Regions from separate parts of the Homo sapiens genome. Here region 1 is linked to region 2. A link is an interaction called in ENCODE POLR2A ChIA-PET data of the cell type or tissue named here. Cell type or tissue: Panc1. All regions are shown on one strand. Each heading gives the region's core, and the rest is flanking DNA. Links, peaks and the distances in the headings are about the cores only.

Region 1 (15,308 bases), core at 3,081-11,080, 62 kb after region 2:
ATACAAAAAATTAGCTGGGCCTGGTGGTACTCACCTGTAATCCCAGCTAGCCAGGAGGCTGAAACAGAGAATCAGTTGAACCAGGGAGTTGGAGGTTGCAGTGAGCCAAGATATTGCCACTGCACTCCAGCCTGGGCAAGAGAGCCACTTGACCCTGTCTCAGAAAAAATGAAATGAAATAAAATAAAATCTCTCAGGATATGAATTCCGATAAATCTTAGCTTATTCAAAGCAGACATTTTAAAGGTAAGGACCGCTTGTGTTGTAGAATAAAGGCCAAATTCACTCACCTACCAAGAAGAGTTAAGAGGGCATCAGCTCGGTCTGCTTACTATTGCTGTCTCTCTAACCCCATTTTTTAACAGCAAATAATTTACATCAGAAAGCAGTCTCCCAAAGTATTTGGGAGTGGCACAATCTCTGCTTACTGCAACCTCTACCTCCCAGGTTCAAGTGATTCTTCTGCCTTAACCTCCTGAGTAGCTAGGATTACAGATATAAGCCACAACACCTGTCTAATTTTTGTATTTTTAGTAGAGACGAGATTTCTCCATTTTGGCCATACTGGTCTCAAACTCACAGCCTCAAGTGATCTGCCCACCTGGGCCTCCCAAAGTACTGGGATTACAGGTGTGACCCACCACATCTGGCCGAGATTTTATTCTTTAAGCAAGCAGAAGAGAGAGCTCTCAACTGACACATTATATGGTCTTGACATGTGGTGGGCCCCAAACATATGGGTAACTGGCTTACTAAGAAATCTCAGGACAGGCATAGTCAGGTTGGTCTCAAACTCCTGGCCTCAAGTGATCCGCCTGCCTCGGCCTCCCAAAGTGCTGGGATTACATGCGTGAGCCACTGTGCCTGGTCAGTAATTACTAAATGTTATCATTTTTAATTAACGCTTTCAACAATGTTGTGGTAAATCCGCCTCTCTTGTACCTTATGAAACCTGGGGCACATCCTATGACTTGATTACTAAATTTCAGCTTTGTCTGTTTAAAACATCAATCTCATTATTGGTTTAAAGCTCTCTGCCTCTCTAACCCAAGCTACACTTATGGCAAGAGGAGATTGGTTGACATTTTCTTTTTTTTTTTTGAGACGGAGTCTGGCTCTGTCGCCCAGGCTGGAGTGCAGTGGCGCAATCTCAGCTCACTGCAAGCTCCGCCTCCCGAGTTCACGCCATTCTCCTGCCTCAGCCTCCGGAGTAGCTGGGACTACAGGCGCCCGCCACTACGCCGGGCTAATTTTTTGTATTTTTAGTAGAGACGGGGTTTCACCGTGTTAGCCAGGGTGGTCTTGATCTCCTGACCTCGTGATCCACCCGCCTCGGCGACCCAAAGTGCTAGGATTACAGGCGTGAGCCACCGTGCCCGGCCAAGTTGACATTTTCAATCCTTCTCCCACTCTGGTGCCCTGGAAGGCAGGTGGAGGCCAGGCCATGCCCTGGCATACCTTGTCCCCTTCCCTGTTCTGGGCAAGAGGTCAGGGAGAGAGATGAGACAGTCAGGGTTCTTCCCCCATAGCTAGTCACCTATTGTTTGGGAGGCATGCCTGGTGTCTACCACTCTGGTTCAGTTTTGTTCTCGCCTCTGTCGCCAGGGTGGAGTGCAGTGGCGCCATTTCGGCTCACCGCAACCACCATCTCCTGGGTTCAAGCAATTCTCCTGCCTCAGCCTCCCGAGTAGCTGGGATTACAGACATGTGCCACCACGCCCAGCTCATTTTGTATTTTTAGTAGAGACAGAGTTTCACCTCGGCCTCTCAAAGTGCTGGGGTTACAGGCATGAGCTGGGAAATCAAGTTTTCTATTAATATATTTTTATTTTTGAGACAGTCTCACTCTGTCACCCAGGCTGGAGTGCAGTGGTGCGATCTCATCTCATTGCAACCTCCGCCTCCCGGGTTCAAGGGATTCTCATGCCTCAGCCTCCTGACTAGCTGGGATTACAGATGTGCACCACCACACCTGGCTAATTTTTTCTATTTTTAGTAGAGATAGGTTTCACTCTGTTGGCCAGGCTAGTCTCGAACTCCTGGCCTCAAGTGATCCACCCATCTCAGCCTCCCAAAGCGCGGGGATTACAGGCATGAGCCACCACATCTGGCCAACTTTTCTATTAATTTTTATTTTTAGCCGGGCGCGATGTCTCACGCCTGTAATCCCTGCACTTTGGGAGGCCGAGGTGGGCGTCACAAGGTCAGGAGATCAAGACCATCCTGGCTAACACAGTGAAATCCCGTCTCTACTAAAAATACAAAAAAAAAAAAAAAAAAAAAAAAAATTAGCCGGGCGTGGTGGTGGGTGCCTGTAGTCCCAGTTACTTGGAGGCTGAGGCAGGAGAATGGCTTGAACCCGGGAGGCGGAGCTTACAGTGAGCCGAGATCGTGCCACTGCACTACAGCCTGGGCGACAGAGTGAGACTGTCTAAAAAAAAATTTTTTTTTTAATTTTTATTTCAATTTTGTTTATTTATTTGGAGACGGAGTTTTGCTCTTGTCCCCCAGGCTGGAGTGCAATGGTGAGATCTCAGCTCACTGCAACCTCTGCCTCCCAGGTTCAAGCGATTCTTCCATCTCAGCCTCCTGAGTAGCTGGGATTACAGACACCCGCCACCATGCCCGGCTAGTTTTTGTATTTTTAGTAGAGATGGAGTTTCACCATCTTGGCCAGGCTGTTCTCAAATTCCTGACCTCGTGATCTGCCCCCGTCAGCCTCCCAAGTGCTGGGATTACAGGCGTGAGCCACTGCTCCCGGCCTATTATTAATTTTTAATTGTTTGTTTTGGAGAGAAGACTAAATTAGCAAAACCACAAGTCTAGTAGTTTTTTTTTTTTTTTTGAGAGGGAGTCTCGCTCTGTTGCCCAGGCTGGAGTGCAGTAGCGCGATCTCGGCTCACTACAAGCTCCGCCTCCTGGGTTCACGCCATTCTCCTGCCTCAGCCTCCCGAGTAGCTGGGACTGCAGGCGCCCGCCACCACGCCCAGCTAATTTTTTGTATTTTTAGTAGAGACGGGGTTTCACCGTGTTAGCCAGCATGGTCTCTAACTCCTGACCTCGTGATCCGCCCTCCTCGGCCTCCCAAAGTGCTAGGATTACAGGCGTGAGCCACCGCGCCCGGCCTGTTTTGTTTTGTTTTTGATAGGCCTCACTCTGTTGCCCAGGCTGGAGTGCAGTGGCATGATGTTGGCTCACTGCAACCTCCACCTCCTGGGTTCAAGTGAATCTTCTGCCTCAGCCTCCCGAGTAGCTGGGATTACAGGTGGGCGCCACCACACCTGGCTAATTTTTGAATTTTTAGTAGAGACGGGGTTTCACCATATTAGCCAGGCTGGTCTCGAACTCCTGACCTCATGATCTGCCTGCCTCAGCCCCCCGATGTGCTGGGATTACAGGCCTGAGCCACCATGCCCGGCCAGAAATCTAATTCTATAGTAGTAATAATGATAATAATAATAATAATGTTTTATATCGTTAATTAAATTCTGGAAAAATAGCCAGATGTGGTGGCTTGCCCCTGTAATTCTAGCACTTTAGGAGGCCAAGGTGGGCGGATCACTTGAGGTCAGGAGTACCAGACCAGGTTGGCTAACATGGTGAAACACCGTCTCTATTAAAAATACAAAAATTAGCTGGGCATGGTGGTATGTGCCTGTAATCCCAGCTACTCAGGAGGCTGAGGCAAGAGAATTCCTTGAACCCGGGAGGTGGAGGTTGCAGTGAGCCAAGGTCGCACCATTGCACTCTAGCCTAGGGGACAAGAGGGAAACTCCATCTCAAAAAAAAAAAAAAGAAAAAAAATTCTGGGAAAATAAAGTAAAAAGTCTTTGGTTATAAGTGACAGAAGCCCAGATCAAACTAGTGTAAGCTCCAGAGGGGTAATTTGTTTTTTTGTTTGTTTGTTTGTTTTTTGTTTTTGTTTTTGTTTTGAGACACAGTTTCGCTCTTCTTACCCCAGGCTGGAGTGCAATGGCGCTATCCCAGCTGACTGCAATCTCCGCCTCCCTAGTTCAAGCGATTCTCCTTGCTCAGCCTCCCGAGTAGCTGGGATTATAGGCGCCCGCCACCATGCCTGGCTAGTTTTTGTATTTTTAGTAGAGACGAGGTTTCACCGTGTTGGCCAGGCTGGTCTCGAACTCACTCAGGTGATCCGCCCGCCTCCGCCTCCCAAAGTGCTGGGATTACAGGTGTGAGCACTGCACCTGGCCAGAGGGGTAATTTGTTGGTTCATATAAACAAACCCTGAGAAAGGGAGAAGTGAAGCTTACCCTAGGACTTCACAGCCTGTGGAATCTCTCACTATTTTTTCAGACTAATTTCAAAAATCCACGGGAAGGACTTGGATTGGCTCATCCCGTGTCACATGCCAACATTTGGACCAGCACTTATATTCAACCAGTGTGCCCAGGTACCACCGTCTATCTAGTGTCTACTCTGATTGGTAACAACCTTTGACCTGCCGACTATTAAATGCTTTGAGTTATCACCATTGCCTTGGATCACTTACTGTGGCCAGGTAAAGAGGTCCCTTGATTGGGAGGAGGCAATGTGATAGGTCTGTAATCATAGGAAGGAGGAAAAGGATACTAAGTATATAAAAACTGTAGGCCTTAAGCATAATATGCAAATATATATATATGTATGTGTATATATATAATTTCCCAACTTTTTATTTAAAAAATTTTCAAACGTGAAGAAAAGTTGCAAGAATGGTATAATGACCACCCGTATGCTCTTCGTCTAGATTGCCTAACTGCTAACATTTTTCCCATATTTGCTTTCCCTCTCTCTCTCTCCCTGCACACACATACACACACACACACACACACACACACACACACTCACTCACACTCTCACTTTTCTTGGCCGAACCAGTTGAGAGTAAGTTGCAGTCATCATTAACATTTTACCCCCAAACTCGTCAAGATGTAGCTCTTCAGAACAAAGATGTTCTCATATATAACTACAGAATAATTATCATACTAAAGAAACTTAATATTGAATCAATGCTTTTTTTTTTTTTTGAGACAGTCTTGCTCTGTTGTCCAGGGGCACGGTCACAACTCATTGCAGCCTCGATCTCCCTGGCTCAAGCAATCCTCCCACCTCAGCCTCCCAAGTAGCTGTGACCACAGGCACACACCACCACACCCAGCTAATTTTGTATTTTTAGTAGAGGGGTTGTTTCTCCATGTTGGTCAGGCTGGTCTCAAACTCCCGACCTCAGGTGATCCACCAGCCTCAGCCTCCCAAAATGCTGGGGTTACTGGTGTAAGCCACCACACCCGGTCTTTGTTTATTTCTAATACAGGATTGAATACTGTATGGCAAATGGTTGTCACATTTCTCTTGTCTTCTTGAAGAAGAAAACAAAGCTGAATCGGAGCCTAAAAGTGTACCAGTCCTGGCCCGGTGCGGTGGCTCACGCCTGTAATCCTAGCACTTTGGGAGGCCGAGGCGGGTGGATCACGAGGTCAGGAGATCAAGACCATCCTGGCTAACGTGGTGAAACCCCGTCTCTACTAAAAATACAAAATATTAGCCGGGCGTAGTGGCAGGCGCCTGTAGTCCCAGCTACTCAGGAAGCTGAGGCAGGAGAATTGCTTGAACCCGGGAGGTGGAGGTTGCAGTGAGCTGAGATTGCGCCACTGCACCTCAGCCTGGGTGACAGAGCGAGACTCCGTCTCAAAAAAAAAAAAAAAAAAAGTATGCCAGTCCTGCTAATAAGTTTTACTCTCATGAAGGTAAATTCTAGGAAATTTGATTTTGTTTTGTTGCTTTAATAAAGTTATTAACTATCAAGGATTCCACCTAAGTCACTCTTCTATGCTTAGTATATCACTTTATTGATAATTAAATGTATTCTGATGTAAAATAGAAAATAACCACTTTGGGCTGGGCACAGTGGCTCACACCTATAATCCCTGCACTTTTGGAGGCCGAGGCGGGCAGATCACCTGAGGTCAGGAGTTTGAGATCAGCCCAACCAACATGGAGAAACCCCGTCTCTACTAAAAATACAAAATTAGCTGGACGTGGTGGCACATGCTTGTAATCCCAGCTACTTGGGAAGCTGACGCAGGAGAATCCCTTGAACCTGGGAGGCAGAGGTTGAGGTGAGCTGAGATCGTGCCATTGCACTCCAGCCTGGGCAACAAGAGCGAAAATCCATCTCAAAAGAAAGAAAGAAAGAAAGAAAGAAAAGAACCACTTTGCCTTGTATATTTGTGCTTCTCAACAGAAATCCTATAGTAGACTTTCTTACATTTGAGGCAAACAGCTTTTGCCAATCTTTCAAAGCAATAAAAATAGTTTTCATATGATTATGTCTTTGGAAGTCTGGTGCAAAATGTGATTTCACTTAGTGATTGTGGTGTGACAGCTGTAAATTGCTACATTCCAGGTTGGTGCTTCAACATTGTATTTTCAGTGTGACTGAGTTGCTCACATCCGGCTTTGACTGCCTTTTCCACAGAGAAGCTAGCTCTCAGACGAAGCCCCCCAAAAGGAGCGAATCAACACCCTCACAAAGAGATGTTGACAAATCACTGTCTCTTAGAGGTTCTAACTGGGCAATGTCCCATCCAGACATGCTGGACATGAGTATGAGTGTCCGTGTCTTCCGGCCTGGTCAGTAGCCAAGAGGCAGAGAGATCCCCTTGGGGTAGGAGTTCTGCCCTGAGGCCACATGCTTTGGTAGGAAGGCATTGGGCCAGTTTAATAGGGCAGGGAGCCTTATTCAAGGAAGTCAGAAGTAGTGTAGCAGGTTGCAGTATCAAATTCCTCTTGACAGTATATGATTGGGTAATTGTGTAAGTGCTCAATAAATAAATGGTAGAGTGTTCCGGCATACTTCTGGGTACTTGGGGTGCATAAATGAATGGCTAACTCAAGGAGCTCACCGTAACTTGTTTGGGGAGATAGCCTACAGCTGCCAACCCTTCTTGCTAACCATGCCACCCCAACCTCAAAACTGCTTACAACTCATTCAGTGAATTTTCAAATCGTTTTTATTAAGTACTTTGATGTATGCCAGGCACTGTTCTCTGCTTAGGATATACAGAAGTAAACAAGACAGATTGTTCTAGGATTAATGTTGCACACAGAAATGTTATAGTGGCTATTTTAGGGAAGTGGAATTAGATAAAGATATGGATAGGGACTCTTAATTTTTCCTTTTTTTTTTTTTTTGAGACAGTCTTGCTCTGTCATTCAGGCTGGAGTACGGTGGTGCAATCTTGGCTCACTGCAACCTCCGATTCCTGGGTTCAAGTGATTCTCCTGCCTCAGCCTCCCAAATAGCTAGGATTATAGGCACCTGCCACCATGCCCGGCTAATTTTTGTATTTTTAGGAGAGACGGGGTTTCACCATGTTGGCCAGGCTGGTCTCGAACTCCTGACCTCATGATCCTCCCGCCTTGGCCTCCCAAAGTGCTGGGATTGCAGGTGTGAGGCACTGTGCCCAGCCAACTTTTACTTTTTGAACTTTACTATTTGACCTTTTGTTAACAATTTTTTTTTTTTGGCAACAAACTCATCAAAGATCTTCTGAACAATAATGTGCCAGGGATTCTCCTAAGCTTTGAAAAGACAGCAGTGAAGGAAGCAGAAAAAGTCCCCTGACCTCATGGAGCTTAGATTCCAGCTAGGGAGGGACCATAAAACAAATAAATCCAAGCAAATATGCCATGTAATATAATGATGATTGATGATATGTTCTATGAAAAAAATAAATAGAAAATAAAGCTGTTCTTTTTAAAAGGTAATAATATTCCGTTTTGTTCAGATAATTTAGACTATTTAGATACTAGAATTATTTACTGGCCTGGGCAGATAGCATCAAGTGAAATGGGGCAGAGGGCCAAGCCTCAAAGCCTGAACCACCTGGACTCCTGTCCAGCACTCTCTCCACCCAGTACAAATGAAAGGCCAGCTGAGGCCAAGTGCAGTGGTTCACACCTGTAATCCCAGCATTTTGGGAGGCCTAGATGGGAGGATCACTTGAGCTTAAGAGTTTGAGACCAGCCTAGGCAACATGGCAAAATCCTGTCTCTACAAAAAAAAATACAAAAAAGTTTAGCTGGGCGTGGTGTTGCACGCCTGTAGTCCCAGCCACTTGGGAGGCTGAGGTGGGAGGATCGTTAGAGCCCAGGAGGCGGAGATTGCAGTGAGCCGAGATCGTGCCACTGCACTCCAGCCTGAGTGAGTGAGACCTTGTCTCAAAATAAGTAAATGAAAGTCCAGCTGAGCATCCTCCATTCTTTTGAAACTTGAGTGATGTCAATCCAGGGAGGTTGGCCTGGATGATTGCCCTTGACAGGAGCCTAGGCCTTTCCCCAAACAGTTTGGGGACAGAACTCACTGCTGCCCCAGTATTGGAAGGTGCAGACCCTGGCTACCCTGCAACCATAGTCGGCTTCTTCTTTCCAGCTTCACCAGCTGGTTTCCAGGGACCTGATCCTATTGGCTTTTGGTCTGCCTTGTCTGACAGCTTCCTGAATAGTAAGACTTGAAGATTAGTTCAGAATGCCTGACTCCAGCCACCACATTCTAATCTATTTTTAGGACAACATCCTCCTTCTCTGGCTCTCTGAGAAACTGCTCTTCTTTTTCTGTTTCTAAACTATTTCCATTCCCACCTTAGCCTGAGGTCTCCTCATCTGACAAAGCAAAGCTTAGGGGTTCCATTTCCTGCCCACAGCCCAGGGAGAAGATGCTGTTTTCACTAAATTCCTCTAGTCAAGGAAGAGGTAAGAAGACTTCACATTATATTAAATTATTATTATATATATACATATACATATATATATTTTTTGAGATGGAGTCTGCTCTGTCGCCCAGGCTGGAGTGCAGTGGCACGATCTCGGCTCACTGCAACCTCCGCCTCCCAGTTTCAAGCAATTCTCCTGTCTCAGCCTCCTGAGTTGCTGGGATTACAGGTGCACGTCACCACATCCGACTAATTTTTTTGTATTTTTAGTAGAGATGGGGTTTCACCATATCTGTCAGGCTAGTCTCAAACTCCTGACCTCCTGATCCACCCACCTTGGCCTCCCAAAGTGCTGGGATTACAGGCGTGAGCCACTGTGCCCACATGATATTAAATTAAAGAAGCATAGCAAAAATTGTATGCCCACTAACATTACAAGCATTTAAAATCTTTTTGCTTTAATTGCTTTATTCTAATTATTAAGGTAACACAAACCAATTGCAAAAACTTCAGAAAATACAATATAGGCGGGGCGTGGCAGCTCACGCCTGTAATCCCAGCACTTTAGGAGGCCATGGTGGGTGGATCACCTGAGGTCAGGGGTTCGAGACCAGCCTTTACAACCTGGTGAGCCCCATCTTTACTAAAAATGCAAAAATTAGTTGGGCGCGATGGCAGGCACCTGTAATCCCAGCTACTCAGGAGGCTGAGGCAGGAGAATTGTATGAACCCAGGAGGCGGAGGTTACAGTGAACCGAGATCACGCCATTGCACTCCAGCCTGGGCGACAAGAGCGAACCTCCATCTCAAAAAAAAAAAAAAAAAAGATTGCTTTGGCTATTGGGGGTCCCCTGGATTTCATATGAATTTTAGGATCAGCTTGTCAAATTCTGCAAACAATCTAGCTAGGATTTTTTTTTTTTTTTTTTTTTCGAGACGGAGTCTCACCCTGTTGCCCAGGCTGGAGTGCAGTGGACCGATCTTGTCTCACCACAATCTCTGCTTCCTGGGTTCAAGTGATTCGCCCGCCTTAGCCTACCAAGTAGCTGGGATTATAGGCATGCACCATGATGCCCAGCTTTTTTTTTTTTTTTTTTTTTTGAGACGGAGTCTTGCAGTGTTGCCCAGGCTGGAGTGCAGTGGCACAATCTCAGCTCACTGCAAGCTCCGCCTCCTGGGTTCATGCCATTCTCCTACCTCAGCCTCCTGAGTAGCCGGGACTACAGGCGCCCGCCACCATGCCCAACTAATTTTGTTTTGTATTTTTAGTAAGATGGGGTTTCACTGTGTTAGCCAGGATGGTCTCGATCTCCTGACCTCATGATCCGCCTGCCTCTGCCTCCCAAAGTGCTGGGATTACAGGTGTGAGCCACAGTGCCTGGCCTTTTTTTTGTATTTTTAGTAGAAACGGGGTTTCAACATATTGGCCAGCCTGGTCTTAAACTCCCGACCTCGGATGATCCACCCACCTCGGCCTCCCAAATTGCTGAGATTACAGGCGTGAGTCACTGCACCTGGCCTGGAATTTGTTTTGTTTTTGTTTTTGTTTTGAGACGAAGTCTTCCTTTGTCACCCAGTCTGGAGTGCAGTGGCACGATCTTGGCTCACTGCAACCTCTGACTGCCAGGTTCAAGTGATTCTCTTGCCTCAGACTCCTGAGTAGCTGGGATTACAGGTGTGTGCCACCACATCTGGCTAATATTTGTATTTTTAGTAGAGTTGGGGATTAGCCATGTTGACCAGGCTGGTCTGGAACTCCTGACCTCAGGTGAGATCTGCCTGCCTCTGTCTCCCACCGTGCTGGGATTACAGGCATGAGCCACGGTGCCTAGCCATACATGTATGTCTTCTTCTGAGAAGTGTCTATTCAATTCCTTTGCCCATCTTTTTCCTTTTTTTTCTATTGCTACTGCACAAATTAACCTTGGTCCATTATTTAATGGGTTTCCTTGGGTTTTGCTTGTTGATTTAAGTTTCTTATTGATTCTGAATATTACACTTTTGTCAGAAGCATAGTTTGCAAATAGTTTCTCCCATTTTGTAGCTTCTCTGTTTACTCTGTTGATAATTGATTTTTCTGTGCAGCTCTTTAGTTTAATTAGGTCCTACTTGTCAATTTTTGTTTTTGTTGCAATTGCTTTTGGAGTCGACATCATGGAGTCTTTGCCTGGGCCCACAACCAGAATGGTATTTCCTAGGTTTTCTTCTGAGTTTTTATAGTTTTGGGGTTTTACATTTCAGTCTTTAATCTATCTTGAGTTTATTTTTGTATATGGTGTAAGGAGGGGGTATACTTTCAACTTCTGTCTGTGTCTAGCTAGTTATATCAGTGCCATTTATGGAATAGGGAGTCCTTTCCCCATTGCTTGTTACTGTTGGCTTTGTTGAAGATCAGATGGTTGTATGTGTGTGGCTTTATTTTTGGGTTTTCTAATCTATTCCATTGGTCTACGTGTCTAATCTATTCCATTGGTCTATGGTACCAGTACCATGCTGTTTTGGTTACTGTAACCTTGTAGTTTGGTTTGAAGTTGTTTTGGCTTTGGATTGTTTTGGCTATTTGGGCTCTTTTTTGGTTACAAATGAATTTTAGAATGTCTTTTTTTTTTTTTTTTGAGATGGAGTCTCGCTGTGTTGCCCCAGGCTGGAGTGTAGTGGCATAATCTCGGCTCACTGCAACCTCCACCTCCTGGGTTCAAGCAGTTCTCCTGCCTCAGCCTCTCCAGTAGCTGGGATTATAGGCACCCACTACCACGCCTGGCTAATTGTTTTGTATTTTTAGTAGATATGGGGTTTCACCATGTTGGCCAGGCTGGTTTCGAACTGTTGACCTCAAGCGATCTGCCCACTTCGGCCTCCCAAATTGCTGGGATTACAGGCATGAGCCACCGTGCCTGGCTGTATATTTCTAATTCTGTGAAAATTAGAATTTTTGAACTCTTGACCTTAAGTGATCGGTTGGCTTCAGCCTCCTTTGGGAGGCAGGTGGATCACTTAAGGTCAGGAGTTCAAGACCAGTCTGGCCAACCTGGCGAAACCTTGTCTCTACTACAAATACAAAAATTAGCCGGGCACGGTGGCAGGTGCCTGTAATCCTAGCTACTCGGGAGGCTGAGGCAGGAGAAACTCTTGAGCCTGAGAGGCAGAGGTTGCAGTGAGCTAAGGTTGGGCCACTGCACTCCAGCCTGGACGACAGAGTGAGATTATGTCCCTCGCCACCGAAAAAAAAAAAAAGAAAGAAAGAAAAAGAAAAATGTCAATAGTAGTTTGATAGAGATAGCATTGAATCTGTATTGAATCTGTAAATTGCTTGGACAGTTTGGCCATTTTAACAATATTGATTCTTCCTATCCATGATCATGAGCATGGAAGATTTTTCAATTTGTTTGTATTGTTTCTAATTTCTTTCAGCAGTGTTTTGTAATTCTCATTGTAGAGATCTTTCACCTCCCTCCCCGGTTAGCTGTATTCCTAGGTATTTTATTCTTTTTTTTTTTTTGAGATGGGAGTCTCGCTCTGTCACCAGGCTGGAGTGCAGTGTCAAGATCTTAGCTCACTGCAACCTCCACCTCCTGAGTTTAAGCAATTCTTCTGCCTCAGCCTCCAGAGTAGTGTGCACCACCATGCCCGGCTAATTTTTGTATTTTTTTTTTTGAGACAGAGTCTCGCTCTGTTGCCCAGGCTGGAGTGCAGTGACGCGATCTCGGCTCACTGCAACCTCCACCTCCCGGGTTCAAGCGATTCTCCTAACTCAGCCTCCCGAGTAGCTGGGACTACAGGCACCCACTACCACACCTGGCTAATTTTTTTGTATTTTCAGTAGAGACAGGGTTTCTCCACGTTGGCCAGGCTAGTCCTGAACTCTGTACCTCAGGTGATCCGCCCGCCTCAGCCTCCCAAATGCTGGGATTACAGGCGTGAGCCACTGCACCCAGCCAATTTTTGTATTTTTAGTAGAGACGTGGTTTCACCATGTTGACCAAGCTGGTCTCGAACTCCTGACCTCAGGTGATCTGCCCGCCTCAGGCTCCCAAAGGGCTGGGATTACAGGCATGAGCCACCATGCCCGGCCAATTTTTGTGTTTTTAGTAGAGACATGGTTTCACCATGTTGGCCAGGATGGTCTCGATCTCTTGACTTCCTGATCTGCCCGCCTCGGCCTCCTAAAATGCTGGGATTACAGGCGTGAGCCACCGTGCCCGGCCTAATTTTTGTGTTATTAGTAGAGACAGGGTTTCACCATGTTGGCCAGGCTGGTCTCGAACTCCTGACCACAGATGATCCACCCGCCTTGGCCTTCCAAAGTGCTGGGATTACAGGCATGAGCCACCAGGCCTGGCCATGTAAGTGTTTTCAACATCAGACTTTGTTTTAATCTCTGCTGAGCAACAGACTCATATTTAATGCTGTAGTGTTTATAGGCATTTGGAAAGCTTTCATGTATTTCAAAGGCCTTCATTGTACAAAAACATGTTGAGAAAGGCACTGTCCTGAATCACCAAAGGGCGCTTATAGTTTGGTGGCAGATAAGAAGTCATTAAAATATAATTAGATAATTACAAAAATAGTGGCAATCCAGGAGAGAATGTACCTATCAGGACAAGAGTTGTGGCAATCCAGGAGAGAATGTACCTATCAGGACAAGAGTTGACCTTAAGTCAACTCTTCAAAGATAAGCAGTAGTTGATCTTAGGAAACACTAAGCAGAAAACATTAAAGGCAGGCTGGGTGCGGTGGCTCACACCTGTAATCCCAGCACTTTCGGAGGCTGAGGTGGGCAGATCACGAGGTTAGAAGATCGAGACCATCCTGGCTAACACGGTGAAACCCCGTCTCTACTAAAAGTACAAAAAATTAGCTGGGCGTGGTGGCAGGCACCTGTAGTCCCAGCTACTCAGGAGGCTGAGGGAGGAGAATGGTGTGAACCTGGGAGGCAGAGCTTGCAGTGCGCTGAGATCGCACCACTGCACTCCAGCCTGGGCGACAGTGCAAGACTCTGTCTCAAAAAAAAAAAAAGACATTAAAGGCAAAGAGTTAACTCCTGCAAGGACACAGAAACACAAATGAGTATGACATGTTCAGGGTACTTACTACATGTGGTTCAAAATTGTTTCACTCATTCATTCATTTGTTCATTCATGTTGGATTCAAAGTCAGCTGGATCATTTGAGGTTATGTCAGATCATGAAGGGCTTCAAGATTATTATTATTATTATTATTATTATTATTATTATTATTATTTTCTTTTTTGAGACAGAGTCTTGCTGTTGCCTAGGCTGGAGTGCAGTGGCATGATCTCGGCTCACTGCAACCTTCTCCTCCTGGGCTCAAGCAATTCTCCCGCCTCAGCCTCCTGAGTAGCTGGGATTACAGGTATGTGCCATCACAACCAGCTAATTTTTGTATTTTTGTAGAGATGGCGTTTCACCCTGTTGGCCAGTCTGGTCTTGAAGTCCTGACTTCAGGCAATCCACCCGCCTTGGCCTCCCAAAGTGCTGGGATTACAGGTGTGAGCCACTGCACCCGGCCCAAGATTATTTCTTGGAGACCGCTCTAGCAACAATATGGAAAACTGATTAGAGGTGAATAAGAAGAGAAATCATGATATCTAAATAAAGAAAGAGTAAGGAGGCTGGGCACTGTGGCTCACACCTGTAATTCCAGCACTTTGGGAGGCTGAGGCGGGTGGATCACCTGAGGTCAGGAGTTTGAGATCAGCCTGGCCAACTGGTGAAACCCCGTCTCTACTAAAAATACAAAAAATTAGCCGGGCGTGGTGGCGGGCGCCTGTAATCCCAGCTACTTGGGAGGCTGAGGCAGGCAGGAGAATTGCTTGAACCCGGGAGGTAGAGGTTGCAGTGAGCCGAGATCATGCCACTGCACTCCAGCCTGGGGGACAGAGTGAGACTCTGTAAATAAACAAACAAACAAACAAATAAAGAGTAAGGAGTTGGAGACCTGCCTGGACCTGGCATTTGAATGGATGGGGGTGTGAATATGTCGACCTAAAAGGAAGAGGCTGAGGCACAAAATATAAAGAGTTTACTTGAGCCCAAGTGAGGACAGCTGCCCAGAAGACTCAGACACAAGTAACCTTGGAGATGAGCTCCATCCAGGCTTTGTTACAAGTAGGGTTTTGTTTAAGGTAAAAGAGGGGGACAGGGAGCAGTCTGATGCAAAATTGTTTGTCAGGAATTCTCATTGGTTTACACACATAACATTGATTAGTGATTGGCTATACATTGTTAAACTACAGTGTGCGGATTATTTGTGTCCAGTGCATCATTTTTAGGTTACTTTATAGCTACTTGTGGCAATTGCAGGCAGTTTCAGGAGAAGAATACATAGCTTGTAAGGGAGGAGTAGGACATGATTGGGGTCTCATTTGAATGTCTTTCTGGGCCTGACAGTTTAAAGGACTTGCATTTCTCAGATAAAAGTTTTTCTTTTCTCAAAGGACAAGAAGGAATTCATTCATTCATTTCACAAGTTGAATTTAACAAATGTTAAATGAGAATTCTTAGATTTGCCTGAGCAAAAGGGGAGCTCGTGGTGTCATCTGCAACGTCTGTGAATACAGGGAGTGGATAAAGT
Region 2 (15,308 bases), core at 4,814-12,813:
TTTTATACAAGAGTGCTCAGTCTGTGAAAACTGACTGTACCTTTATGACCACCTTTGTGTATACATGTTACATTTCAAAAGAAAAGTTAAAAATCAATAGCTTTGAACATACAATAAAACAATAGACTATATAATCATAATTTAATACATTTATATGAATATGCAATAGAATTTCCCACATTTTAAAATTTTTAAATTTTCCACATTTTACATTATAGACCTGGATCACTTTAATTAATGGTACAAAAAGGTTACATATTCCTAAATTTGTCATATTTGCTTCTGATTTTTTTTTTTTTTTTTAATTTTTTGTTTGCTTTGTTGCCATTGTTGTTAGGTATCAGGTCTCGCTATGTTGCCCAGGCTGGTCCTAAACTGCTGAGCTAGGCTCAGGAGCTCCTGCCTTAGTCTCCTAAAGTGCTGGGATCACAGGCATGAGCCACCACACTTAGCCTGCTTCTCATTTAAAGAACTGAACATTTTATCTTGAAGTGCAGGGCAAAACAATCTTTTAAAAATTAACATTCAAGTCAAATCCCTTCTTCTATATTTTCTGTTTCATTCTCCTTTGTCCCAATATAACCACCACTTATACTGTCATCTTTTAGCTCAAGTATTTTTCTACACATGTTCACATGAACAATATTTTGATTTTTATTTTAGTATCTTCTTTTTTTTTTTTTGAGACAGAATTTCACTCTTCTCGCCCAAGCTGGAGTGCAATGGTGCAATCTTGGCTCACGGCAACCTCCACCTCCCAGGTTCAAGCAATTCTCCTGCCTCAGCCTCCAGAGTAGCTGGGATTACAGGCACATGCCACCACGCCCAGCTAATTTTTGTATTTTTAGTAGAGACGGGTTTTGCCATGTTGGCCAGGCTGGTCTCGAACTTCTGACTGCAGGTGATCCACCCGCCTCGGCTTCCTGAAGTGCTGGGATTACAGGGGGGAGCCACCTGCGCCCAGCTATTTTAGTATCTTCTTACAGACTTTACCCCACTCTGCAAACACATTCTTATAGAGAATTTTCCAGCTGGGTGCAGAATTTTCCTTTGAATATAATTTTCCATTGAATGTAAAAAATTATTTCACATTAGAATCTAGACTTTATTCTTTCAATCACTCCAAAAATTACTTATTTAGTAGGCCGGGCACAGTGGCTCACGCCTGTAATCCCAGCACTTTAGGAGGCCGAGGCGGGCGGACCACGAGGTCAGGAGATCGAGACCATCCTGGCTAACACAGTGAAATCCCGTCTGTACTAAAAATACAAAAAATTAGCCAGGTGAGGTGGCAGGCGCCTGTAGTCCCCAGCTACTCTGGAGGCTGAGGCAGGAGAATGGTGTGAACCCCGGGGGCGGAGCCTGCAGTGAGCCGAGATCGCGCCACCGCACTCCAGCCTGGGCGACAGCGAGATTAGGTCTCAGAAAAAAAAAAAAATTACTTATTTAGGTGTTTGTGCTATAAGACATTATGCCAGCAGCTGAGGCTACAGGGTTGAATATGACAACCGGGCTCTATGACCTCATGGCAACTTACAGTGTTGTCAAGAAAAACAAGATAACCAAATAGATAACTGCAATAAAATACAGTCGGTGCCCCCATATCTGTGGGTTTCAAATCCATGAATTCAACCAACCACAGATGGAAAATGTTTGGGGGAAAAAAATTTTAAATAACAATACAACAATAAAAATAATACAAACAGTACTTAATATAAGTACAGCAACTATTTACGTAGCATTTACATTGTATTAGGTATTAAAAGCAATCTAAAAAGATTTAAAGTGTTCAGGGGATGTGTACAGGTTATAAGCAAATACTACACCATTTTATATTAAGGGACTTCAGCATCCATGAATTTTGATATCCGTGGGGGTCCTGGAACCAGTCCCTCAGTTACCAAGGGAAAAGTGTGTAATGGAAGAAGTAACAGTATTGAAGAATCAAAAGGAGGATCCCCTAATACAGAAGACCTGAACAGAAGGAGTTAGGTGGATGAAAGGGAGGTATTGACCCTTTCCACTACCCTAGATGTGAACATTGCCAACCATTGTCACTTTACTTAAACACCCTTCCACCTATGCCACTCAGCATACCATTTATTCTGGTCTCTCTCCTTCTCAGGCTCCTTTACTGATTTCTCATCCTGTTTAATCTATAAATGCTAGAATTCACCAGGACTTGGTCATAGGCCATCTTTCTTCTCCCCAGATGATCTCATCCAATCACTATCTTTACAAAGCATAATTTTCCACTGAAAATTATTACTCTACTTCCCTGCACCATTTCTCCCAACCTCTCATCACTATCCTCACAGTAATCCTCACCACCTTCCTCTTCATCAACCCAATTTAATATATCAAGTCCTGTCAATTCTATACCCAAAATCCTTCTTTAAAATGCTGCCGGGCGCGGTGGCTCACGCCTGTAATCCCAGCACTTTGGGAGGCCGAGGCGGGTGGATCACCTGAGGTCAGGAGTTCAAGACCAGCCTGACCAACATGGAGAAACCCCGTCTCTACTAAAAATACAAAATTAGCCGGGGTGGTGGTGCATGCCTGTAATCCCAGCTACTCGGGAGTCTGAGGCAGGAGAATCGCTTGAACCCGGAGACAGAGGTTGTGGTGAGCCGAGATTGTGCCATTGTACTCCAGCCTGGGCAACAAGAGTGAAACTCTGTCAAAAAAAAAAAAAAAAGCATCCATTTTCTCCATTCCCATGAACACCAACCTAGTCCAAGTGACTATCATCCCTCTTAATTTAACTATTTGTGCCCCCAATCATTCTCCATTTAGCAGCCAAAGATCTTTTAAAATTATAAATCAATCCCCTTTAAGCAAACCTTTTAACAAGCTTTCTACTGCACCTTCCAAGGTCCTACATGAAGACATCTTGTCCCTGCCATTTTCTTCAGCCTCATTTTTAAAAACTTTCTCAACACGCTCCACTCACTGCCCCACCTACCAGCCTTTAGGTTCTTTCAACAAGAAAGAAACATATTTAACAGATACAAAATCACAGCTAGATAGAACTAGTGAGTTCTAGTGTTCTATAGCACTGTAGGGTAACCATAATTAACAACAACTTATTGTATATTTTCAAATAGCTAGAAGCAGATTTTCAATGTTCCTAGCCCAAAGAAATGATATACATTTGAGATGAATATGCTAATTACCCTGATTTGATCATTACGTTGTTGTATACATGTACTGAAACACCACTGTATCCCATAGATATGTATTATACAATTATCATGTATCAATTAAAAAATAATAAAAGCAAAAAGAAACACATGACTTCATTTCAGAGTCTTTGTACATGCTGTGTCTTTCTACCTACAACATCCTTCTCTTGCATGCTCCACCAGTTAACTGGTTCACAGCTTCGCATTCTTTGGGTTTCGGCTTAAACATTATTTCCTTACAGAAGCCTTTTCTGCCTGATCACTCAAGCTAAAGTAGGGCTCCCTATTGCTCTCATAACCATTATTTTTCTTCATAATGCTTATTACATATTTGTTTACTATATTTGTAGATGGGTCTTATGCCTGTTTCTCCTATTAATTAGACTCTAAGCCCCACTGAGTAGGAACTATACTGTTTATATCCCCAGTTCTTCATATGACACGTGGCATTTAAGCTATTAAAAAAATTCACTGAATGAATTGGAAGAGCCAAGAAATAAATGCCTTGGAAGATGTGATTGCCTAGGGGCAGTGTAGAGTGAGAAAGGTTTTTATATTTAAGGGACAGACAGATGAGCCCAAAGGACACTACTATCCACACTACTAGGGCAGTTTTCAGACCATTTACATTACAGTATGTATCTTCTCTCCTGCATCAAATCATGAATTCCTGGAAAGAACTGCTGCAATCAGATAGTCTTGGTTGTAAATCTAGGTGATGCCACTTCCTAGAATGCTAAGCCTTCAACAAGTTGATTCAGTAAATCTAAGTCTCAATTACAAAATAGGAATAATAAAATCTACTTCACAGGATGGCTACAAGGAGTATATAAAACAACACAGAAAATATCTTAGCAAATATCAAGACATAACAAATTTTATATCCTTTGTATATCCATATTCAGTAGACTCTCACCTTTCTCAGAGTATGCTCTAACATCAGTAAGGTGTAAACGATGTATAGCCAAGTTACCCTTTAGTTCCTTAAATCGCCCACAAAGCACACATACATGGTTTTGCGTATACAATCTCTCTTGAGATCCCAACACTGAAGTTTTTCCTTAACTTGAAACAGACTACTTTATATGATTAGAACCCCAGATTAAACTGTTGGTTTATGTTTGGAAGCCATGTTGGAACAACAAAAACTGCCCAGCACAGTGGCTCACACCCGTAATCCCAGTGCTTTGGGAGGCTGATGCAGGAGGATCACCTGAGGTCACGAGATCAAGACCAGCCTGAGCAACATAGCAAGATGCTACCTCTACAGAAAATTTAAAAAAATTTACAGGCACCTGCCACCGTGCCCGACTAATATATATATATATATATATATATTTTTTTTTAAATTATTTTTAGTAAAGACGGGGTTTCAACATCTTGGCCAGGCTGGTCTTGAACTCCTGACCTCGTGATCCACTGCGCCCAGCCTAAAAATTATAATAGCTGGAAGTGGAAGCATGCGTTTGCAGTTCGAGGCTGCAGTGAGCTATGATCACACCACTCCACTCCAGCCTGGGCAGCAAAGCAAGACCTCAACCCTAAACAACAACAAAAACCACCACTGTTTTTGTTGGCTGGACAGATGTATAGCAACATTAGGTGTGTTAAGGCAAGCAAATCTAACCTATAGTAATAGAAGTCAGAAAAATAGTAACTTGGAGGAGAAACAGTACTGAATAGGAAGAGTATCACGGAAACTTTCTAGGCCAATGAAAATGTTACATGTCTCTTGGTCTGGGTGCTGGTTACCCAGATTTAACTTAAAAAAACAAAACTGAGACTATTTTTACCCCAACTTTCACAGCAGCATTACTCATAATACTGTAAAAGTGGAAACAACCTGTATGCCCATCAACTAATGAAAGTAAAATGTGTCTTATCGATACATACAATAGAATGCTATTCGGCAATTTAAAAAATGAAATACTGATACATGTTACAACAATGTATGAACTTTGAAAACAATACTGTATGAAAGAAGCCAGTCACAAAAGACTACATATTGTATGATTCCAATTACATGAAATGTCTGGAATACACAAATCTACATAGACAGAAAATAGGATTGTTGCCTAGGGCTAGGAATGGGGTCGGGGCGGAATGCGGAGTGACTGGTAAGATATGAATTTTCTTTGTGGGGTGATGGAAATGTTTTAAAGATTGGGTGATGGCTGTACAACTGTGAACATACTAAAAGCCACTGTATTGCATACTTTAAATGTGTGAATAGTTAAATCGACAACACTGAACTATGAAAATAAGCACTTACGACTTTGTTTTTGAGATGGAGTCTCGCTTTGTCTCCCTGGCCGGAGTGCAGTGGCGCAATCTCGGCTCACTGCAACCTCCGCCTCCCAGGTTGAAATGACTCTCCTGCCTCAGCTTCCTGAGTAGTTGGGATTACAGGGGCATGTGCTGCTACGCCCAGCTAATTTTTGTATTTTTAGTAGAGGCGTTTTCACCATGCTGGCCAGGCTGGTCTCCAACTCCTGACCTCAAGTGGTCCACCCACCTGGGCCTCCCAAAGTGCTGGGATTATAGGGGTGAGCCACCACGCCCGGCCCAACACTCAACACTTTATTAACCTTATTACCTTCAAAAACATATAAGTATAAATTTTAAAAGTGCAATGGATGAAAAAAAGCATAACTTTCAGCAAGGCATGGTGGCTCACGCCTGTAATCCCAGCACTCTGGGAGGCTGAGACGGGTGGATCACCTGAGGTCAGGAGTTCGAGACCAGCCTGACCAACATGGTAAAACCCCATCTTTATTTAAAAAAAAAATACAAAAATTAGCCAGACGTGGTGGCGGCTGCCTGTAATCCCAGCTACTTGGGAGGCTGAGGCAGGAAAATCACTAGAACTTGGGAGGCAGAGGTTGCAGTGAGCCGAGATTGCGCCATTGCACTTCAGCCTGGGGAACGGAGTGAGCCTCCGTCTCAAAAAAAAGCATAACTTTATAACTTTCAGACAACTAAGCTGAAGTAAAAATAAGAAAGTATATTTCTGTTAGCGGGGATATAGCACAGGCAATCTCAACCAGGGACATCCATCTAGCTGCCCCATACACATTTCTACCCACCTGAAATCCTTAAGACATGAAGACTTGTATTCTCCCAAAGAAGGTAACAAGTGAGGGCCGGGGGCGGTGGCTCACACCTGTAATCCCTGCACTTTGGGAGGCCAAGGCAGGCAGATCACAAAGTCAGGAGTTCAAGACCAGCCTGGCCAACATGGTGAAACCCCATCTCTGGTAAACATACAATTAACCGGGCACAGTGGGGGGCGCCTGTAATCCCAGCTACTCAGGAGGCTGAGGCTGGAGAATGGCTTGAACCTGGGAGGTGGAGGCTGCAGTGAGCCGAGATCGTACCACTGCACTCTAGCCTGGGCGAAAAGAGTGAAACTCCATCTCAAAAAATAAAAATAAAAATAAAAATAAAATAAGCTTAATTAAAAATATCACTAGTTTCAATCTTTATCACAAAAACCCTTTAAAATTTGGGCAATTATGGTATTATTGTCAACAATTTGGCAAACATCAATACAGGCCTCAGAAGATGCTACAATAGATTTTTTATATGAGTCAAAATATAAATATAACTTCTGGATGCTGCCCCTAATTATATGCCCAGTAGTCCCCTTCTCAAGCTCCTGGATTCTAGCATAGAACTGAAGCACCAAATGAGTCATTATACATCATTAATTAGGGCTAAAACTCCTAATACTCTAGTTTTAAAAGCTCTTAACCATAACACAAAATCACCTTCCTAGACATCTTTGAACCTTCTCATTATCTGTCATCAACCCAGATAATTTCAATAGTCACACTTAATTCATCTCATCAAAATTCTTCAACAAACCCAACTCCATTCTACTTACTAGTACTGACAATGCGCCAGACACTATGGAGAAAAAAAGATCAGTATGAAGTTATGTTGGGAGTTTAATTCCAATTGGGCTAATAAGTAAAATTTCAAGTTAGAACCTAAGGGACGTAAACTCAGAAATCAGAGAAGACTTTGAACAGTGAAAGATAAAAATGAATTGGTAGGTTGTGGCCAAAAAATTTAAAGAGTATGAATTTTTTGTGAAGGGTTATACATGATCAGATTTATGCTATAGGAAAATGAGTTCTTGAAGCACTGTGAAGAATGTAATGAAGAATGTAATTCAAGGAATGATGACTATAAAACATGAATGAAAAACTATTAGTACAACAGGTAGTAGCAACAGGCCTCAAAAACCTAGGCCCCTATTCTACTATACAGCCAAGCTTCCCTGCTGCTTTCTCTGCCACCCAAAATAAGCTCAACTTTAAAAAATAGAAAAAGAAAAACGCACACTCTCACATCAACGAATTTCCCAATATGGCCACCCTTTTAACTTACAATCTTATCCCTGCCCCCTTACTAGCATTCCACTCACTAACACTGTAATCAGAAATTGCTTTCCCCTCTGACTGCGTGGAAAATTAATAATAATTTTAAAAATTAAAAGGCTGGGGGCGATGGTTCACGCCTGCAATCCCAGCACTTTGGGAGGCCGAGGAGGGCGGATCACGAAGTCAAGAGATGGAGACCATCCTGGCCAACATGGTGGAACCCATCTCTAAAAATACAAAAATTAGCTGGGCGTGGTGGCGCACGCTTGTAGTCCCAGCTACTTGGGAGGCTGAGGCAGGATAATCACTTGAACCTGGGAGGCAGAAGTTGCAGTGAGCCGAGATAGCACCACTGCACTACAGCTGGGAGACAGAGAGAGACTGTCTCAAAAAAATAAAAAAATTAAAAGAAAAAAATTAGAAATTACTTTTCCAAGGTTACTGATACTTTAATGCATTTTCCCAGAAAGTCTTCAGTTTGTTTAACCTCTCTCATTTAGGAGTATCAACACCCCTTTCTTTTTTCTAAAAATTTTTTACTCATTTTCAAAAGTAATTCATGCTCTTTGGTAGAGAATTTATTAAATCTATGTAAGAAAAAGGAAATTAGGCCTGGTGTGGTGGCTCACGCCTGTAATCCCAACACTTTGGGAGGCCGAGGAGGGTGGATCACCTGAGGTCAGGACTTCGAGACCAGCCTGGCCAACGTGATGAAACTCCTTCTCTACTAAAAATATAAAAAAATTAGCCGGACGTGGTGGTGGTTGCCTTGTTATCCCAGCTACTAGGGAGGCTGAGGCAGGAGAACTGCTTGAACCCAGGAGACGGAGGTTGCAGTGAGCTGTCACTGTGCCACTGCACTCCAGCCTGGGCAACAGTGAGACTCCGTCTCAAGAAAAAAAGAAAAAGAAAAAGGAAACTAACCACTAACCACAAGCAACCTTCTTAAAATTATCTTTCTTGGCTTCTCTCTTACTTTTATGCCCAAAATCTCCAGTCTGCTTTTTCAGATGTTTATCAAAGTACCCAAAATAGGCATGGTTGAAAGTTTAGCCCTCTAGTCCATCCCATACCTTTGGATCATACTACTGTAATCACCTGCCTGCAGAAGAATATCACTTTTCCATTGCTGCTTTCTCTCCTAAACTTCAGCTCCACATTCCAATTGCCTGCTAGACTTTTTCTACTTGATGTTTACCAGCTCCTCAAACTAGACACTCTGTATGTAACTCATGTCTTCAAAATCAGTTTTCCCTCTGGACCCACATTTTCCAATGTAATCACTAATGTCAGTATCTTTTAAAACATACTCTTCAAACCCGTAACTTTTTTTTTTTTTTTTTTTGAGACAGAGTCTTGCTGTCGCCCAGGCTAGAGTGCAGTGGAGCAATCTTGGCTCACTTCAGCCACTGCCTCCCAGGTTCAAGCGGTTCTCATACCTCAGCCTCCTGAGTAGCTGGGATTACAGGCACGCAACACCATGCCCGGCTAATTTTTGTATTTTTAGTAGAGACAGGGTTTTGCCATGTTGACCAGGCTGGTCTTAAACGCCTGACCTCAGATGATCCACCCACCTTGGCCTCCCAAAGTGCTGGGATAACAGGCCTGAGCCACCGCACCCGGCCAAAACTGTAACTTTGTATTATTTCTCTCCATTGAAATATAACCAAAGAGACTTTCAATTAGCTACTATACTTCAGACCATTTTTAAGGAACACAGGAGGTAGAAGAATCCCGTGCTATCAGATTTTTACATTAAATACAACCAGGTAATTTCAAGAGCCAAGGAACTTCTAACCTTTCTTGTTACTAAAGCATTTGACAAGCCGGGCACAGTGGCTCACACCTGTAATCCCAGCACTTAGGGAGACCAAGGTGGGCGGATCTCGGGAGTTCGAGACCAGCCTACCAACATGGAGAAACCCCGTCTCTACTAAAAATACAAAATTAGCCGGACGTGGTAATGCATACCTGTAATCCCAGCTACTCAAGAGGCTGAGGCAGGAGAATTGCCCGAATCCGGGAGGCGGAGGTTGTGGCGAGCCGAGATTGTGCCATTGCACTCCAGTCTGGGCAACAAGAGCGAAACTCCGTCTCAAAAAAAAAAAAAAAAAAAAAAAGAATTTGACAAAGGCAAATATGACATCTACCTTGGCTACATGAAATATAAGGCATAGTGAGGTTAAGTCATTATAGTCGTAGACTCAGGACAAGGCTAAGGCTCTTCACTGCGTCCCTCTGCCTTTGTTAAAAAAACAGTAATAAGCCAAGTGCAGTGACTCGCACCTGTAATTCTAGCACTTGGGAGTCAAGGCTGGGCAACAAAGACAGACCTCGTCTCTACAAAAAATAAAAAACTTAGGCAGGTGTGGTGGTGCACGCCTGTAGTCCCAGCTAGTTGGGAGGCTAAGGCAGGAGGATAGCTTAATCCCAGGAGAGTCAAGGCTGCCGTGAGCCATGTTCATACTACTGCACTCCAGCCTGGGTAACAGTGTGAAACCCTGTCTCAAAAAATAATAACAATAAAAATAATTTTAAAATATTATTTTTATGCTTTCCAACTAGGAAGTTTTATGTTATTTTATTTTTTAAGATGGAGTCTTGCTGTCGCCCAGGCTGGAGTGCAGTGGTGTGATCTCTGCTCACCGCAAGCTCTGCCTCCCAGGTTCATGCCATTCTGCCTCAGCCTCCTGAGTAGGTGGAACTACAGGCACCCACCACCATGCCCAGCTAATTTTCTGTATTTTTAGTAGAAATGGGGTTTCACCATGTTAGCCAGGATGGTCTCGATCTCCTGACCTCATGATCCACCCACCTCAGCCTCCCAAAGTGCTGGGATTACAGGCGTGAGCCACCATGCCCGGCCAGAACTTTTATTTTATTTTTCTTTTTTTGAGGCAGAGTCTTGCACTGTTGCCCGGGCTGGAATGCAATGACGTGATCTTGGCTCACTGCACCTCCGCCTCCCGGGTTCAAGTGATTCTCCTGCCTCAGTCTCCCAAGTAGCTGGGATTACAGGCACCCACCACCACACCCGGCTAATTTTTCATATTTTCAGTAGAGACGGGGTTTCACTATGTTGATCAGGCTTGTCTCGAACTCCCGACCTTGTGATCCGCCCACCTCGGCCTCCCAAAGTGCTGGATTACAGGCGTGAGCCACCGCATCTGACCTCCAACTAGGAACTTTAAAAAAAAACTTTTTTATTAGAAATCATTTAGCAGCCGGGCGCTGTGATTCATGCCTGTAATCCCAACACTTTGGGAGGCAGAGGCGGGTGGATCACCTGAGGTCAGGAGTTCAAGACCAGCCTGGCCAACAAGGTGAAACCCCATCTCTACCAAAAATACAAAAATTAGCCAGGAGTGGTGGCGGGCGCCTGCAGTCCCAGCTACTCGGGAGGCTGAGGCAGGAGAATTGCTTGAACCCAGAAGGCAGAGGTTGCAGTGAACCAAGACTGCGCCACTGCATTCCAGCCTGGGTGACAGAGCGAGGCTCTGGCTAAAAAAAAAAATTTTTTTTGTATGTTGCCCAGGCTGGTCTCAAACTCCTGGACGAGCGATCCTCTTCCTGCTTTTACCTCCCAAAGTGCTGGGATTACAGGCGTGAGCCACTGCGCCCAAACTCTTTCAGATCTTTAACAAGCTATATCATTGAATAACTTGCTATCTAACAGCCGAAGTATCCAGGGACTTTCCTTCTCCCAAATTCAGAACAGTACTTCAAAATATTCCTGGTGAAGGAATGTTATCTAAACTACAGGCTACTCTGGTCTTCCTAAAATATTTTGCTTAATTTCTAAACATTCCAAATTATCTTACAAATATGCCATTATTTTACACTTTTCCAGACCTAAGATTTTCATTAAATACTTTTAATAAAATGGAATCAAATGAACCATTTATAAGTAAGGTATATCACATACAGCAGTAATAGTTAACCTTTTGTGACAATCCCAAAAGTGATCCAGGGTAGTGTGAGTTAAAAAAAAAAAAACACACACACACACAAAATATCAAGAAACTTACCAAAAGCAAGATCACTTTTTCATATAAAGCAAGTGAGAAAGTAGCACTGCTGCCTGTACATATAAAACCATTAGGCCGGGCACGGTGGCTCAGGCCTGTAATCCCAGCACTTTGGGAGGCCAAGACGGACGGATCACCTGAGGTCAGGAGTTCGAGACCAGCCTGGCCAACATGGCGAAACCCCGTCTCTACTAAAAATATAAAATTAGGCCAGGCGCAGTGGCTCACGCCTGTAATCCCAAGACTTTGGGAGGCTGAGGTGGGCAATCACCTGCAGTGAGGAGTTCAAGACCAGGCTGGCCAACATGGTGAAACCCCGTCTCTACTAAAAACACAAAAATTAGCCGTGTGTGGTGGTGCATTCCTTTAATCCCAGCTACTCGGGAGGCTGAGGCAGAATTGCCTGAACCCGGGAGATGGAGGTTGCAGTGAGCCGGATGGCACCAATGCACTCTAGCCTGGGCAAAAAGAGCGAAACTCCACTCAAAAAAAAAAAAAGGTGTATATACATATATAACCATTATATACCATATTGAGCTTAGGAACTAAGAGTTTAAATGTCTCCTGGGTAAACCCTCTAATTCCACTTACAGCATTTTTCTTGACTGCGAATATAACAGGGGAAAGACTATTGATGCGGAGATCATATCCACCTTAGCCAAAATCAGATCTAATAGTTTCGTCATCCAAAACTTACATGTAGCTTTATTATAGTACTGACCACATGTATTGTATGGGCCAGTGACGTGGTGATTATGGAGCTCTAGAAAGGCAGTGATCATAAATTTCTCTGCATCTAACTACTTAGCTCAGTGCCTAGCACACAGACATTTGCTGTTACATGAACCAGACTGGGAATTATCCTTCGGAATGAGTATTTAATAAAAATCTTCCTGGCATTATATTTAAAAACACCGGCTGGTGTGGTGGCTCATGCCTGTAATCTCAGCACTTTGGGAGGCCAAGGTGAGTGGATCACTTAAGGTCAGGAGTTCGAGACCAGCCTGGGCAATGTGGCGAAACCCCGTCTCTACTAAAAATACAAAAATTGGCCAGATGTGGTGGCACCTGTAGTCTCAGTTACTCAAGAGGCTGAGGACTGAGAATCGCTTGAACCTGGGATTGGAGGCTACAGTGAGCCAAGATCATGCCACCGCACTCTAGCCTGGGCAACCGAGTGAGAACCTGCCACAAAAATACTAATAATAATAATAATAAATTTTAAAAAATAAATAAAAGAGCTAAAGCCTATACTGTTATTTATTAATATTATAACAGGAAGTCAGTCATAAAGCCTATTACTGGGAAATCAAGGAATAACAATAACAAAAAATAACAATTCATGACCTCAAGAAACTTAAAATTATAGTGGGGAGAAGAAAAGTTAAGTAAAATTAGGCCAGGCGTGGTAGCACGTGTCTGCAGTCCCAGCCACCTGGGAGGCTCAGATGGGAGGACGCTGCTTGAGGCCAAGAGTTCTAGGCTGTAGTGTACTATGTAGTGCAGTGGAGCCCACTGCACTCCAGCCTGGGTAACATAGCAAGGCCTTAGCTCTGAAAAAATTAAAAATAAGCCTGGGCAACACGGTGAAACCTTGTCTCTACAAAAAATACAAAAATTAATTGGGCATAGTGGCACATCCCCGTAGTCTCAGCTACCTGGGAGGCTGAAGTGGGAGTGTTGCTTGAGCCCGAGAGGGAGAGGCTGCAGTGAGCCATGATGGTGCCACTGCACTCCAGCCTGGGTGATGGAGCAAGACCCTGTCTCAAAAAATAAATATAAATAAATAGGCTGGGCATGGTGGCTCATTCCTGTAATCCCAGCACTTTGGGAGGCCGAGGTGGGCGGATCACAAGGTCAGGAGTTGGAGACCAGCCTGGCCAACATGGTAAAACCCCATCTCTGCTAAAAATACAGAATTAGCCAGGTGTGGTGGCAAACGCCTGTAATCCCAGCTACTTGGGAGGCTGAGGCAGGAGAATTGCTTGAACCCAGGAGGCAGAAGTTGCGGTGGGCTCATATTGCGCCACTGCACTCCAGCCTGGGCAACAAGAGCAAGACTCCGTCTCAAAAAAAAAAAAATTTATTTATTTATTTATTTTTATTTTTATTTTTTGAGACGCAGTTTCGCTCTTGTTGCTCAGGCTGGAGTGCAATGGTACGATCTCGGCTCACCGCAACCTCCACCTCCCGGGTTCAAGCGATTCTCCTGCCTCAGCCTCCCTAGTAGCTGGGATTACAGGCATGCGCCACCACGCCCAGCTAATTTTGTATTTTTAGTAGAGACGGGGTTTCTCCATGTTGGTCAGGCTGGTCTCGAACTCCCAACCTCAGGTGATCCGCCCGCCTCGGACTCCCAAAGTGCTGGAATTCCAGGCATGAGCCACCATGCCCAGCCAATGTTTTAAATTTAATTAATTAATTAATTTTTTTGAGATGGAGTCTCACTCTGTTGCCCAGGCTGGAGTGCAGTGGCACGATCTCAGCTCACCGCAACCTCCGCCTCCCAGGTTCAAGCGATTCTTCTGCCTCAGCCTCCTGAGTAGCTGGGATTACAAGCATGCGCCACCGCGCCCAGCTAATTTTGTATTCTTAGTAGAGATGGGGTTTCTCCATGTTGGTCAGGCTGGTCTCAAACTCCCAACCTCAAGTGATCAGTCCGCCTCAGCCTCACAAAATGCTGGGATTACAGGCGTGAGCCACCGTGCCTGGCCAAATAAAATTAATTTTAAAAGTAAGCCAAATATGTATGACAAATCAGTGCTATAGAGAAAAACAAGTGAAAGGAGATAGGGAGTATGATGGTCAAGGAACTCCTCAGTGATAAGGAGACATTTGAACAGGGATGGAAGGAAATGAGAGAACAAGTTAGGGGGATAACTATGTGAAAGGAGTTCCAAGGAGTTAAGTGCAAAGACTCTGAGGCAGAAGGGCTATTTTGTTTCGAAACTGTCTATACTATAAACACTTTAATAACATTTACAAATTTTACATTGAGTCAGTGATTATTTCACTTTGTGAAGAGATTCATTCAAATGTCAATGATCTTATTCTTTGGTTCTAAATGAACCAAAACACAGCTTCACTGGAATGAGAGACATCATAGAATAATTCGTTCTTCTATCTTCTCCAAAGCAAGAGCCTTTCAGAAATGTTACTTCCTCATTCTTAACAATATTCAAGACTTGTCTGAGATCTGTCTCCCAAATCAATGTTCTGCCACAAGAAAGTCAAAGCAAAAAATATTTAAATGGAAGAAGGGAGAGGGAGAAGTAGTGTATTAAAATGGAATGAAAGTAAATATACTAATAGAAAATTTACCTTAGGAAGAATATTTAAAAATCTAGGTGTTATAATTGAAAGAAATGTATGAAATGTAAATAGTTAAGGATTACAAAAATAAAGGCCATGTAACAAATTTTCTTTGACAGATTAGCGGTGTTCACTGTTTGACAGTATTCCAAAACAGTAGTTTAATGGTTAAGTAAAAAAGGCATTGAATACTATTTTGATCATTTGTTTATCTTCCAAAAACTAGCTTGTGAAATACCCCAGGTTTCTACTACAAGATGTTAGTGCATATACTAGACATGTAATGTCTATTTGAGGAATAAATGAATTTCAGATTTTCAGGAAGTATTATTTCCCCCATTTTTGTAGAAGCAAACCAACTCTTCAAGTACTCACTTTTAAAATTAATAATTACA

Evidence for each region. ChIA-PET counts read pairs that join two places held together with the same protein. Peaks named below come from ENCODE experiments on the same cell type or tissue, not always from the same donor. Only the 100,000 strongest peaks of a DNase experiment are listed, where the experiment ranks them.
Region 1: POLR2A ChIA-PET joins it to region 2 with 12 read pairs; 10 of 35 experiments call an interaction of 5 or more read pairs at or near these places.

Annotation. Positions count from the first base shown.
Region 1 is chr11:9,322,346-9,337,653 of GRCh38, reverse strand. No RefSeq gene overlaps it. Among named protein-coding and RNA genes, the nearest start is that of TMEM41B, 15 kb to the right of the region's middle. In Panc1, for the core only: no CTCF peak of the experiment used is centred there; a DNase peak (open chromatin) is centred at 6,421.
Region 2 is chr11:9,386,557-9,401,864 of GRCh38, reverse strand. The region is part of intron 1 of IPO7 (importin 7); the gene reads right to left. Among named protein-coding and RNA genes, the nearest start is that of IPO7, 9.6 kb to the right of the region's middle. RefSeq lists a silencer at 2,347-2,512. In Panc1, for the core only: no CTCF peak of the experiment used is centred there; no DNase peak of the experiment used is centred there.